3 separate regions of the Homo sapiens genome follow, and all the other regions are linked to region 3. The links are chromatin loops, found by intact Hi-C in ENCODE. Cell type or tissue: heart right ventricle. All regions are shown on one strand. Region 1 overlaps LOC105369395 (a long non-coding RNA gene). Region 2 has its middle 54 kb from the start of WNT11. Region 3 overlaps MOGAT2 (monoacylglycerol O-acyltransferase 2).

What was found. Hi-C counts contacts between places; a loop is a spot of excess contacts. Peaks named below come from ENCODE experiments on the same cell type or tissue, not always from the same donor. Only the 100,000 strongest peaks of a DNase experiment are listed, where the experiment ranks them.
Region 1: a loop joins it to region 3, with 2.6 times the contacts of the local background. A loop is called at or near these places in 15 of 110 quality-filtered maps.
Region 2: it touches region 3 in a loop (2.2-fold over the local background); 15 of 110 quality-filtered maps call a loop at or near these places.

Annotation. Positions count from the first base shown.
Region 1 is chr11:76,317,219-76,321,218 of GRCh38, reverse strand. LOC105369395 (a long non-coding RNA gene) reads right to left here. Exons shown (of 5, transcript XR_950333.3): 5 at 560-739. Among named protein-coding and RNA genes, the nearest start is that of THAP12, 62 kb to the left of the region's middle. RefSeq lists an enhancer at 2,091-2,150. In heart right ventricle, CTCF peaks have their summits at 2,053 and 2,257 (motif pointing right); a DNase peak (open chromatin) is centred at 2,258; H3K27me3 peaks cover 1,085 bases.
Region 2 is chr11:76,150,105-76,154,104 of GRCh38, reverse strand. No RefSeq gene overlaps it. Among named protein-coding and RNA genes, the nearest start is that of WNT11, 54 kb to the left of the region's middle. RefSeq lists enhancers at 567-626, 1,527-1,616, 1,268-2,148. In heart right ventricle, CTCF peaks have their summits at 1,552 and 1,757 (motif pointing right); a DNase peak (open chromatin) is centred at 1,764; H3K4me3 peaks cover 854 bases.
Region 3 is chr11:75,721,146-75,725,145 of GRCh38, reverse strand. The region is part of intron 2 of MOGAT2 (monoacylglycerol O-acyltransferase 2); the gene reads right to left. Among named protein-coding and RNA genes, the nearest start is that of MOGAT2, 5.3 kb to the right of the region's middle. In heart right ventricle, a CTCF peak has its summit at 1,805 (motif pointing left); a DNase peak (open chromatin) is centred at 1,773; H3K27ac peaks cover 811 bases.

The sequences.
Region 1 (4,000 bases), 600 kb before region 3:
GTGTGCGTCAGCCTTCAAGGGAGCCGAGCATGGTGATCAAGGCCACCCGAGAACCCCAGTTCTACTGCAGACATGTGACCTGGGAAAGTCTTTCATTCACTCTGAGCCTCACTTTATTCCTCTGTAAAATGGGGAGAATGATCCCTCCACTGAAGGATTCTATACGCCTGGCATTTGATGTATGCTTAGTGAGTGAGCTTTTTCTCCATTAGAGTTGGTCAGCCTGGAAACCAGACAAGGGCCCTTTGAGTGTCTCCCGAAACTTCTCTAGGGCTTTTAGATAGAAGTAACCGGATAGCAGCGATCTTAAGGCCGAGGATTGGAATACCGGAGTCCCTGTGTGACTTCAGGCAAGTCAGGGCCCCACTCTGGATAACAAAGGGGCAGGCAGGAGGACCCCTACAGTCCCCACTGCTGCTCTTTTAGGCATTCCCTTTCTGGCGGAGTTCCTTGGGTTTCCTTGGGAGGCAGAGGCACCTGGAAGACCAACCCAGAGCTGAAGATCTAAAATGACAGATTGGCAGGGTCCTGGCTTGGAGCAGCTGCAGCAGGTATCCAGGCATGGGAGCAGGCATCTTGGGCACAACAGGATCAGATGATTGTGAGCAAAGCCACGGGATTTGGGTAGGTCCCAGATGAAGGAGCCATGAGTAGTGTCAGCACACCCTTCTCTTTGCCCAGATGAAAGTCCAGTGAGCCACCCATGGTTATGTGGCAAGCTCATGGGAAGGCATTTTGGCTGACAGGAAGAGCAGGAACAAAGTGGTCAAGACTCCCATGTTCAACACAGGTGACTTAAGTCTATAATGAGGTAAAGCACGGGAAAACATCTAGTCTAATGGCACATAGTAGATGCTTAATAAATGCAAATGTATTGAACACCAGACCTTATGCTGAGAAGCAATGGGTCACACACAGTCTCTTCCCTTGAGCTCAGAGCCTGGGGAGGGCAAGAGATGGGTACAGAAACATTCCTGGCCTATGCAGGGATAAAGGACAGCACAGGAACTATGGGGACCCAGAGGAAGATGGGATTGAACTTTTATCGAGAGCAGGCTGTGTGCCCAGTAGTGAACTTGGGGAGAAAGGTATATTGAGGAAGGCAACTCATGGAGGAGGTGACTTTGCACTGGCACTTTTTGTTTTGTTTGAGATGGAGTCTTGCTCTGTTGCCCAGGGTGGAGTGCAGTGGCACCATATCGGCTCACTGCAATCTCCACCTCCCAGTTTACGCAATTCTTTTGCTCAACCTCAGAGCAGCTGGGACTACAGGCATGTGCCACCACCCCTGGCTAATTTTTGTTGTTTTAGTAGAGACAGGGTTTCACCATGTTGACCAGGCTGGTCTCGAACTCCTGGCCTCAAGTGATCCACCCTCCTCGGCCTCCCAAAGTGCTGGAATTACAGGTGTGAGCCACCACGCCTGGCCTGCACTGGTTTTTAAGCCAAGAAGGCAGAGAAAGTTATTTCAAGCAGAGGCAAGAATATATATCGGGGGCCAGGCGCAGTGGCTCACGCCTGTTACCCCAGCACTTTGGGAGGCCGAGGTGGGTGGATCACGAGGTTAGGAGTTCGAGACCAGCCTGACCAACATGGTGAAACCTCGTCTCTACTAAAAATACAAAAATTAGCTGGGCGTGGTGAGGTGTGCCCGTAATCCCAGCTACTCGGGAGGCTGAGGCAGGAGAATTGCTTGAACCTGGGAGGTGGAGGTTGCAGTGAGCTGAGATCACATCATTGCACTCCAGCCTGGGCGACAGAGCAAGACTCTGTTTCAACACAAAAAAAAAGAATATATATTGGTCGGTGCAAAAGTAATTGTGGTTTTTGCTGTTGACTAAAGGCAAAAATTGCAATTTTGCACCAACCTAATACAAAGCCACAAGACTGGGGAAAGTATGGAACGTTTAAGGAGCTGGTGAGTATTTTGCTGTATAGGAAATGGGGCATCAGAGGTCAGCAGAGGCCCGGATGGGAAGAGCCTTGAATGCCAACTAAGGAGCAAGCATGGACTCCAAGGGCAGTGAGGAACCATGAAAGGTTTCTGAGCAAGAGAATGATGTGGTCAGAATCCATTACAGAAGGAAGCATCTTGCATTCATCGAGCCATCTGGAGAGACCTGGGGGTGGCGGGGAGGGAACTGGGCCAGTGGGCCCAGGTAGGAACTCTTAGCTGTGCTTCAGTCCACTGGGATTTATTTAGGTCAGAGCCGGGCTCCTGGGACTGGTGGCCTCTTCCCACATGGACAGTAGGTGGCGCTGCAGCTCTGTGTATGCAGCCTCCAGGGCGCTGCTACCTGCCCTCACCTAAGTGGGTCAGACCCCTTGTCCCACTTGGCCCTGGGGCTTGGGCCCCATCTCCAGGGATGAGGCTTGGAGGGGTAGGGTGGGGATGGGCTTTGCTCCTCCTCCTCCAGAAGCAGGGAAGGCCACTTGCTTTACAGAGCCACAGGATGTGTGAGTAGAGAGGGCCTCCAGGGATTTTCTGGCCCATGTCCTATTTCACATGTAGGTAAACTGAGGCCCCCAAGGGGGAGGGGCTTGCCTGAGTCACTGAATGGGTTAGTAGCTCAGGGGTGGTTCCAGTGCCTGATGTGGGAGTTCATCCCATCCCTTCCCTCTCCTAAATCCCTCCCGTTTGCCTCCTCTTGCCCTCCCCATTGCCCCCTCTCCTCTCGGTTCCCACCATCTACCTGGCCTGGACCACTGTCCCAGCCTCCTCACAGATGGCTGTGTTGTCTCTTCCATGCCTGCCCATACCTTTCCCCACCCCATCCATCCCCCACCCAGCCCAGGGATTTTCCCTCACACACAGATCCAGCGATCACCACCCCCACTCCGTTAAACCCTTCCCTGCCCCCCATCATCCCTAAATGCTGCTTAGCAGATGCAGATCTGCTCTGGGCTCCCAGGCCCCTGCTCACCCTGGCCGTCATGACTTATCCATGCCGATCCTAATGTCGCACTCTTTCTCACCTTCCATGACTCAGTGGGGTCCTCCAAGGTATGGGGGCTTAGGTGCCCCTTCTGGGCTGCCACAGCTGTGACCACACTGTGTGACTGAGGGTCCCTGCACCCATCTTCTCTGCTGAATCACCCAGAGCGCCTTCAGGGTGGGGACTCTGGCACCTGATTCACATTGCTCCCCGTGGCACGGGGCTTGGCCCCCATGGGAGCTTTGTGCTGTCCTTTTGGATGAATGACTGAATGACAGGTGCACTCTGAGAGCATCCTTACCAGATCACGGTACACCGCAATGGGCCAGGCACCGTGCTGGTACTTCCATGCACAGCCTCGAAATCCTAACAACAGCTTGGTGGGGTCACACTGGAATTACTAACTCTGTTTTGCAGAAGAGAGTGAAGCACAGAGAGGAGAGGTGACTTGCCTAAAGTCACACAGCAAGAGAGTGATAGAAACCAGGCTCATCAGGCTGCCTGGCATAGCAAGGCCACAGGCAGCTAAAGGGATGGGCTCAGCATGGTGAGACTGCTCCCAGGAGCTACAGGGCAGCAGCGGCCAAATCTCCCAGGGTCTGAGCAAAGCTAATGTGGAGCTATCAGGAGGCCACTCAGGTGCCTGCGCCCTCAAGAAGTCAGGTTCCCTCCCTGTTTTAGAGCATGGGAAGTCTCCAGTTGTTCCAAGTCAGGCAGGGACCTGGGCAGACTTGAGTACCAGAAGCACTTCTGTGGCTGCTGTGAGGTAGAGACCAGCAGCTGGAGGCCAGCCAAGAGGCCGACCCAGTGATCCAGGGAGAGGCAAGGCCCAGTGGGGCAAGCAGCACATGGTCTGGGATCAGGCCCGGCCAAAATGTTAATACCAAGGCCTTTCAAGGGGCCCTGTGGTCAGTAGGCTGGGTGCCTGGAAGCAAGAAGTAAGCAGTGATGGGCTGCCCATGAAGATAGGTGGGCAGAATGTGGTAACGAGCTGGGTGCAGTGGCTCATGCCTGTAATCCCAGCACTTTGGGAGGCTGAGGTGGGCGGATCGCTTAAGCCCAGG
Region 2 (4,000 bases), 430 kb before region 3:
ACACAAAACTACTAAGCCAATTAAATTCATATTAGCAATATTAACGTGGTGGATGATATTTTGCTGAAACTAAATCACTGTCTATCCTGTGACCCTGGCAATCCTGCCACATGCCACACTGCCAGTTCCTCAGCCTTTAACATGCCCACACTACAGGTCAATGACAACTTATTTCTCTCCCTCCGAATCTCTAGGGCTCCTTTGTCTGGGCTGCAGGCCCCAACATCCCTGGGACTTCACTCAGCAGGAATGCTTCGTGCGTCCAGTCGCCTGCTCTGTCCCTGCTCTGTGGCAGTGAGAGCAGCAGCCGAGGCTGGGGTGTTAGTCATTCCTTTGACTCCTTCACCAATTCCCCCATTTACTGCCTCCAGGGCAGAGTGGATACAGCCCAGAACGATAAAGGGAGTTGAAATGCTGCCTGTCTGGAAAGCCAAGCTTTCCCCACAAGGCCAGGCTTTGTTGAGCAAGGAGAGGATGTGTGACTTCTGACCAGACAGAGCCTGGAGGACTTTGAATGTACAACCATCAAAACAAGCAAACAAACAAAAGCCATAGAGGAGAGAAAAATACACGCTGGTGATGATGTAGGAGTCTTCTCACCTTTGAAAGAGGAAGTGAAGGTGTGAACAGCTGCAGTGGGGGCTATTTGGAAGGCAGGAAGCCCAAAGTCAAAAGATTCGTGGAGCTGGAGAGAAGCACTTCCTCTCCGGTCCCTGTCCCCTTCTGGGTTCTAAATGGGAAACAGGGACCTGACTGCCCAAGGCCTGCCAGGAAGAGCCAGGCAAGCCTTCATAGAAGTCCTCCGTGTTCCTCAGGGTGCAGGACAGCCAACCAGCAGAGTAGAGAAGTCCATGCAGGTGGCCTGATCTCAGCAGTGAGGGAAAGTGGGCTAGGTGGCTGAGCCCCAAGGGAGCCGAGTGGGCCTTGCCCTGGGGCACAGGGTCCCAGGGTGAGAACCAAGGAAGGGCCTCTGCAGTGGGGCCGGCCCCTGACACCCAGATGAGCCACACCACGGGCAGGTCAGGAGACACTTGCCTGAAGCCTGGTCCCTGGGGCCAGAAGGGGTGAGGTCAGGAAATTTGGGGAATTTGAGCATTTACCCCCTAGGGGATAATCTTTAACTAGAGATGAATGAGTTGCCTTGAAGTGGTCAGATAAGCGTTTTGCTGCCAGCGGCCAAAACAGGTTCGGGTGAGGACAGTTACGGGGAAATAAAGTGATATTTCTGCACATTAGGGTTGTGGCTGTAAATTACACCCCATCACATGCGGTGGCTTCCTTGTGCCAGCAGGATGGGCCGGGACTAAAGCTGAGTCTATGGAGGCAGCCAGAGGGGTCAGGATGCACTTTGAAAAAAAAAAAAAAAATCACCAGGCAGTTTTGGGCGTTTGGGAGGGGGTGAAGTAGTGAAAAAAAAAATCATCAACGCTGAAATACAAAATACAATCATCAGGAAACACCCTGGGTAGGAGGGGCGCCGTCTGTAGATCCCTTGAGGAACTCGGACCACCGCCCGCGCCTCCTCCGCGCGGTGGCCCATCGCCCAGCTCCAGCCTCTGAATCCTTCACAGGAGCCGTGCTCTTCTCTACTCCAAGCCCCTGCACAGGCTCTTCGCTCGGCCTGGCATGGGCTGTGTCTGGGTTCAGGTCTCAGTTTACAGCTCACTTACCCGAGGCTTGCCTGAGATCTTTCCTGGTCGCCCGTGGTTTCCCCAAAGCGCCACTCCATGGCTGTTCAGCCAGTGCCGACCGACAGGGGGAGCCCAGTCAACGTGAGAGGCAGGAAGGAATGGCGGGAACGGGGCCCGCAGGGCTGAGGTCAGGCAGAGACGTGACTCAAAGGTCCTGATTTCAAGTCCTAGCTCTGTCACTTTTTAGCTCTGTGAACTTAGCCAAGACTAACTTCTCCGGGTCCCAACTGCTTCCTCTGTAAAATGGACACTCAACACACCAAGACGAATCTATCCAGTTTTCCTGAGCACAAGCTGTGCCTTAAAATCCCGCGCCTGCCCCGTGGGAGCTCATGGGCTACTGAAGGTGACAGATAGGGAAACATACACGTAGGGACATGTAGGAAGGGCTGTGCTGGAAGCACACACAGGTAGTGGGGGAACACAAAGGAGGGAGAGTGGGTGGGTGGAGAGTGGGGAAGACGTCAGAGAGGACTTCAAAGAGGAGAAGAGGGTAGCTGAGCTCTGGCATACAGGTGGACAGAGGTTTGCTGTGGGTTAGGGGGGAAGATTCTAGGCAGAGACATCATGGCGGCAAAGGCCCCAGGGCTGCAGGAGCAGGGCGTTCTGGGAATGGCAAGTGCATCCACCTGGCTGGAGGGCAGGGTGTGTGCCACAAGGCACAGCGGACTCCAGTCACCTGTCATCCATCATCCATAGCCAATCTTGTTTCCTCCACACCCCATTCACACCCTATCCCCAATCCCAGACAGATGCATCTCATCTGTAAATATTTCTCTATGCATCTAAGCAACAAAGACTTAAAAAACCAAAACCACAATGCTATTATCACACCTAAACAAATAACAAGTCCTTCATATCATATTTAGTCAGTGCTTCCATTTTGATTGTCCCTTAATTTCTTTTTTTCAGTTTGTTTAGTTTACAGGAACCAAGCACGGTTCATAATGGGATTGATTTATATGTCTCTTGAGTCTCTTGTTAATAGGTTTTCCCTTCTTCTATGTATTTTTTCTTTCAATATATTTATTGGAGAAACCAGGTGGCTCGTCCTGCGGGGTTTCCAACCGTCTGGATTTTTCTGATTGCATTTTCCTGGTGTTAAAGGCTCATCTGCCCTTTGAATTTCCCATAAACTGGTAGTTAGATCCAGAGCAGTACCACCCAATAGTAAATCATGTGAGCCACAAGTGCAAGTCACATATGTAATTTTAGATTTTCAGGTAGTAACATTTTAAAAAGCAAAAAGAAATGGATGAAATTAATTGTATCTTACTTAACTCAATATATTCAAAATATTATCATTCTAACGTCATCAATATAAAAATTAATACAAAAGAATTTACATTCTTTTTTGTACAAAGTCTCTGCAGTTCAGTGTGGATTGTGTTCATAGCACATCTCAATGTGGATTAGCCACTGTTCAATGACTTCAGAACTCCATGTGGCTGGTGTCTGCTGTCTTTGGACAGCACGGATAGATGCTTCATTATATTCAGGGTCAAACTTATGCCAAGGCTATTTCAAAGGTGTGTGCTTTTCCATCAGGAGGCATCAGGTGTCTGGTTGCCTGCCTTTCTGTGCCATTGATGAGCATTGTCTTAGACGTGCTCATTATTTAGGAGTTGCGAAGAGCTGACAGCCTAATTCTATGATCCCTTCTGAATCTTTTTACTTGGAATATTTATATAAGAGAAACTTCCCTTCACCAACTATCCAGTTAACTAGTGTGTACAATGCATATAGCAAAGGTAAGTAAATGTTGCTTTCTTTTATGTAACAGTTCTCATAGGGTGAGAGCTGTGTTTAGGACAGGTCAGGTGCTTGCCATGTGGAGAGTGGGCTAGAGGGCACAAGAGTAGCTGAAGAGCGCCTGGGGAGGAGGTGATTATAATCCAGGCATGCTGAACTCAGGGGCAGCAAACCACCCCTTCCCATAAACCTCAGGAATCTCCTTCAAAAGGCCCAAGAAGCTCCAAGCCACCTTCATGGTGCCCCTTCTGCCCTGGCCTGTACCCTGGAATAGTCACTCCAGTCAGGCCCCCATCCCAGGCTGTCCCTCTTCAGGGGCCAGGCGGGAAATTCGCCTGCAGCCTCCCACCCATGCAGATGGACAGCTCAGCCCACTCCTGCCCGGCCACCCTTCCTTGCTGTCCTCACCATGCCCTGGGGCTCCCCCTTCTCCCCTGTCACCCCAAATTTTCTCTGGGGCCTTGCTCCTTTCATTGTCCCGTCTTCTTCCTGAACCTTTGCCTTCTCCCTGCTACTGGCTCCATCCCACTCGCATTTACAGGAAATCTTCCTTCGGT
Region 3 (4,000 bases):
ACCCAAAAAATATAACTGATCTTTTAACCCAGCAACTCCACTGCTGAGGAATTTAGCCTACAGAATTTCTCACACTTGTGCAAAATGACACCTGAACAAGGTTATTCACAGAAGCATCAGGTTTTGGTGATATGAAAAATTTGTCATCCACTTAAATGACCATCAGCAGGGCCTATTTAGACAATTTGTGAAACATCCACACAATGGACCGTTGTGTCACCATAGAGAAGTACAGCAGCTTTTTCTGTCCTGATAGGGAAAAAGGGCCATGGCAGCTTGTTAACTGGAAAAGCAAGGTGGGGGACAATGTGTGGAGAGTGTTGCAACTGTGCAGAGAAGGGAAAAACACATTTGCTTTATATGGATACACCAAACACTGGTAGTCATCGTTGCCTCTGAGGACAGGAACTGGGGAGATGGGACATGATGTGGAATGAGGACTTTTCACACCTACCCTTTGGTCTGTTTTTGAATTTTTTTTTTTTTGAGACAGTCTCACTCTGTCACCCAGGCTGGAGTGCAATGGCGTGATCTCAGCTCACTGCAACCTCTGCCTCCTGGGTTCAAGCAATTCTCCTGCCTTAGCCTCCCGAGTAGCTGGGATGACAAGCGCCCACCGAGCATGAACTTGGATACGTGCACATAAATGCATGTGCTAATACTGGCTCAGTGACCTAGACACAGGCCCTCCCACAGTGCAGGCACTTGGATACTGAGGTGTGGTCTGCACCTCCCTAGATGTGGTCTCTATTGGTATCTTTCTGTGCTAACCTCTTCCATCTGTCCCCTGGACCCAAATCTATCACAACATCCCTGTGAAGATTACAGACCATGTATCTGATGCATCTGTGTCCCCAGTGCAGGCCTGGAACAGAGGAGATGCTCTGGAAAGGGTATAGCATGAAGGAAGGAAGGAATGAGCCCAATGGATGAGGCTGGTACAGCCTCAGAAGGAAGGCTCCCTGACCCCAATCCTATCCTGGCATGTCACCAGGGTTCCACTAGTGGGAAAAAGAACCTTGAGTCAGGAGACCCCGGTTCTGCCGCTGGCTCATCACATGACCATTGCCAAGCCCCTGTCCCCTCTGTGGCTCAATTATTTCTGTCCCACAGGACACTGATAACGCCTCCCTGGCAGGGTTGCTACAGGGTTCAAGGGGGGTAAACAAAGAAGAGGGGAGGTTTGTGAAGTGCTGTGGTCTGTCTCCCTCCCTCAGTTCTGTTAGGCGAGGGGAGTGTGACTAAGCGAAGATAGATGGCTGTCTGGGGAAAATCCTGCCTGGGTGCATGCCCTGGCAGGCTGGGTGTGCAGTAGGCAGTGGGGCCTGGAGAAGGGCACAGCCAGGTTACTAGGCTCTGGGGGCTGCTATTGCTTTTAGTTGATATAATTTATGCACCATAAAATGCATCCGTTTAAAGTATGACATTCAGGGTTTCAGTATATTTAAAAGGTGTGGGATAGGTGTGGTGGCTCACACCTCTAATCTCAGCATTTTGGGAGGCCAAGCAGCCTGGCAACACAGTGAGACTCCATCTCTACAAACATTTTTTTAAAAGTTGTGGTGGTGCGTGTCTGTAGTCCAAGCTACTTGGGAGGCTGAGGCAGGAGGATTGCTTGAGCCCAGGAATGAGGATCCCTACTGTCTCTTCACCCCATGATCCCTGCGGGGCCTGGGCAGTAAAGGCGTGTGGGAGGGTGGGAGGGTCTATGGAAAGAGCGTCTACAGGCCACAGCCCCACCCCACAGGCCCAGCTTAGGACATAGTCAAAATGAACATCATCTCGCCCTCTGCTGGCCACTCAGTGGCATTGTCACCCTCGGCAGATGGTGCTGCAAAGGGCCTGCGGTGAGGAAGGATCCTGGAAAAAAAAACAAAAAACAAAACAGTGCACAGAGCCAGGTGCAGTGTCTGACACCTGTAATCCCAGCACTTTGGGAGGCTAAGGTGGGCGGTCAGGAGTTCGAGACCAGCCTGGCCAACATGGTGAAATCCCGTCTCTACTAAAAAAATACAAATCAGCCGGGAGTGGTGGCGGGCACCTGTAATCCCAGCTACTCAGGAGGCTGAGGCAGGAGAATCGCTTGAACCTGGGAGGTGGAGGTTGCAGTGAGCCGAGATCACGCCACTGCATTCCAGACTGGGCAACAAAAGTGAAACTCCGTCTCGAAAAAAACAAAAACAAAACCAAAACAAAGAAACAAAAAGATGCACATAGAATTTCTGCAAATCGAGGCCTGTGTCCCACCAGTGTCAACAGTACTAAGGTTGAGATATCCTCCTCAAAAGCCACCTGGCTGGGGAAGGAGCAGGAAGGACGGACGTTGATAGGGTAGGCGCAGAGCTGCCTCAGCATTTCTGCCAGACCTGCAAATGGAAATGCTCCAGGTGCAAAGAGGGCCAGATGCTGTCCTTTGAGGCCATTGGGCTGGCTGAAGACACCCCGGGAGAACTTTCAGGTGAGCAGTCCCAGTCCTGCGGAATGTCCTCCAATGGCCTCCACCCTCTGACCTGAGGGCCTCCCCAGCCTCCTCTGCAGGCCTGCCTTCTGCTTTAGCCGCGCTGAATGTCAGGCTGTGGCTCAGAACTCACCCTGCGGCAAGTGTCTGGGCCTGTGCTTGTGTGTTTGCCTTTTCAGGCTGCTTTTCCTTTCCCCCCCGGTGAGCTTGGGATTCAGCTCAAGAGTGGGAAGTGAGACCAGAGCCAGAACCTCTGAAGCTCTCCCGGAGGCCAGAGCCTGCTTCAGGTTTTCTTTGGCTTGGTCCCTGATGTCACACACACGTCCCCAGGCTGGCCACAGCACACTTTCCCAGGGAAACTCTGACCTTCCTGGCACAGAAGAGGAAGCCCAGGCTGGAGAGAGGAGAGGCAGGAAAGGGAGGTGAATCTCAAAGTGCAGAGGTCCTGGGGTGGGGATGAGGACTCTGCCTCTGACACGTCCATGACTGCTCCCAGAACTCAGCAAGCCCTAAGTTTCTTTGCTGACAAGACCCAGGAGTGGGCCCTGCAGGAAACACATATGAGGTGCAGGGGAAACTGCCCCCATCCTGAGCCCCCCAGGCTAGACCATGTTCCGCCTTACCACATCTACCACCCTTCGTGAGCACGGCAGTCTCTGCCAGCCGCTGCCCGCTGTCTGCCCAGCACCCCCATTGCCCTTTGCCCTGGAGGCCCTGCTCACTGCAGTGCTAGAGGCTCCTGCATTCCAGCTGTGGCTCAGCCTTTGCTAGTCCTTCTTGGGCCCCTGGACTCTCAGAAGGGAGCAAGGCAGGAACCCCAACCACCCTGCGTTCCCATAATTCAGACAAGTTGCTTAACTTTGGTGGGTTTGTTTCCTCTACCCCTCCCCCTTTGCAAGCTGGAGACCTTGTTTCTGATGGGACAGGAAGAGGTAGGGTTCCCAGGCGGGGTGGGAGAAGTTACGTAGGTGTGGAGGTCAGAGCAGCAGGGCTTGGGCTCTCAGAGTCCTCCCCAGACTCGAGGTCACGACCACACTTCCTCAGAGTCCCACTGCCGAGGTAAAATAATACTAGCTACCTGTTTACTGAAAACCTACAAAGTGCTAGCCAGGCACAGTGGCTCACACCTGTAATCCCAGCACTTTGGGAGGCTAAGGTGGGCAGATCACCTAAGGTCGGGAGTTCGAGACCAGCCTGACCAACATGGAGAAACCCCGTCTCTACTAAAAATACAAAAATTAGCCAGGTGTGGTGGCCGGCACCTGTAGCCCCAGCTACACGGGAGGCTGAGGTAGGAGAATTGCTTGAACCTGGGAGGTGGAGGTTGCAATGAGCTGAGATCGTGCCATTGCACTCCAGCCTGGGTGACAGAGCGAGACTCCATCTCAAAAAAAAAAGAAAACCTACAAAGTGCTTTACTTGCTTTGTCTCATTGAATCTACACAACCCAGTGAGGTATGTGTCATTATCCCCATTTTACATATGAGGAAACTGAGGCTCAGAGAGACCAACTTACCTACGATCATACAGCTGATATGGTAT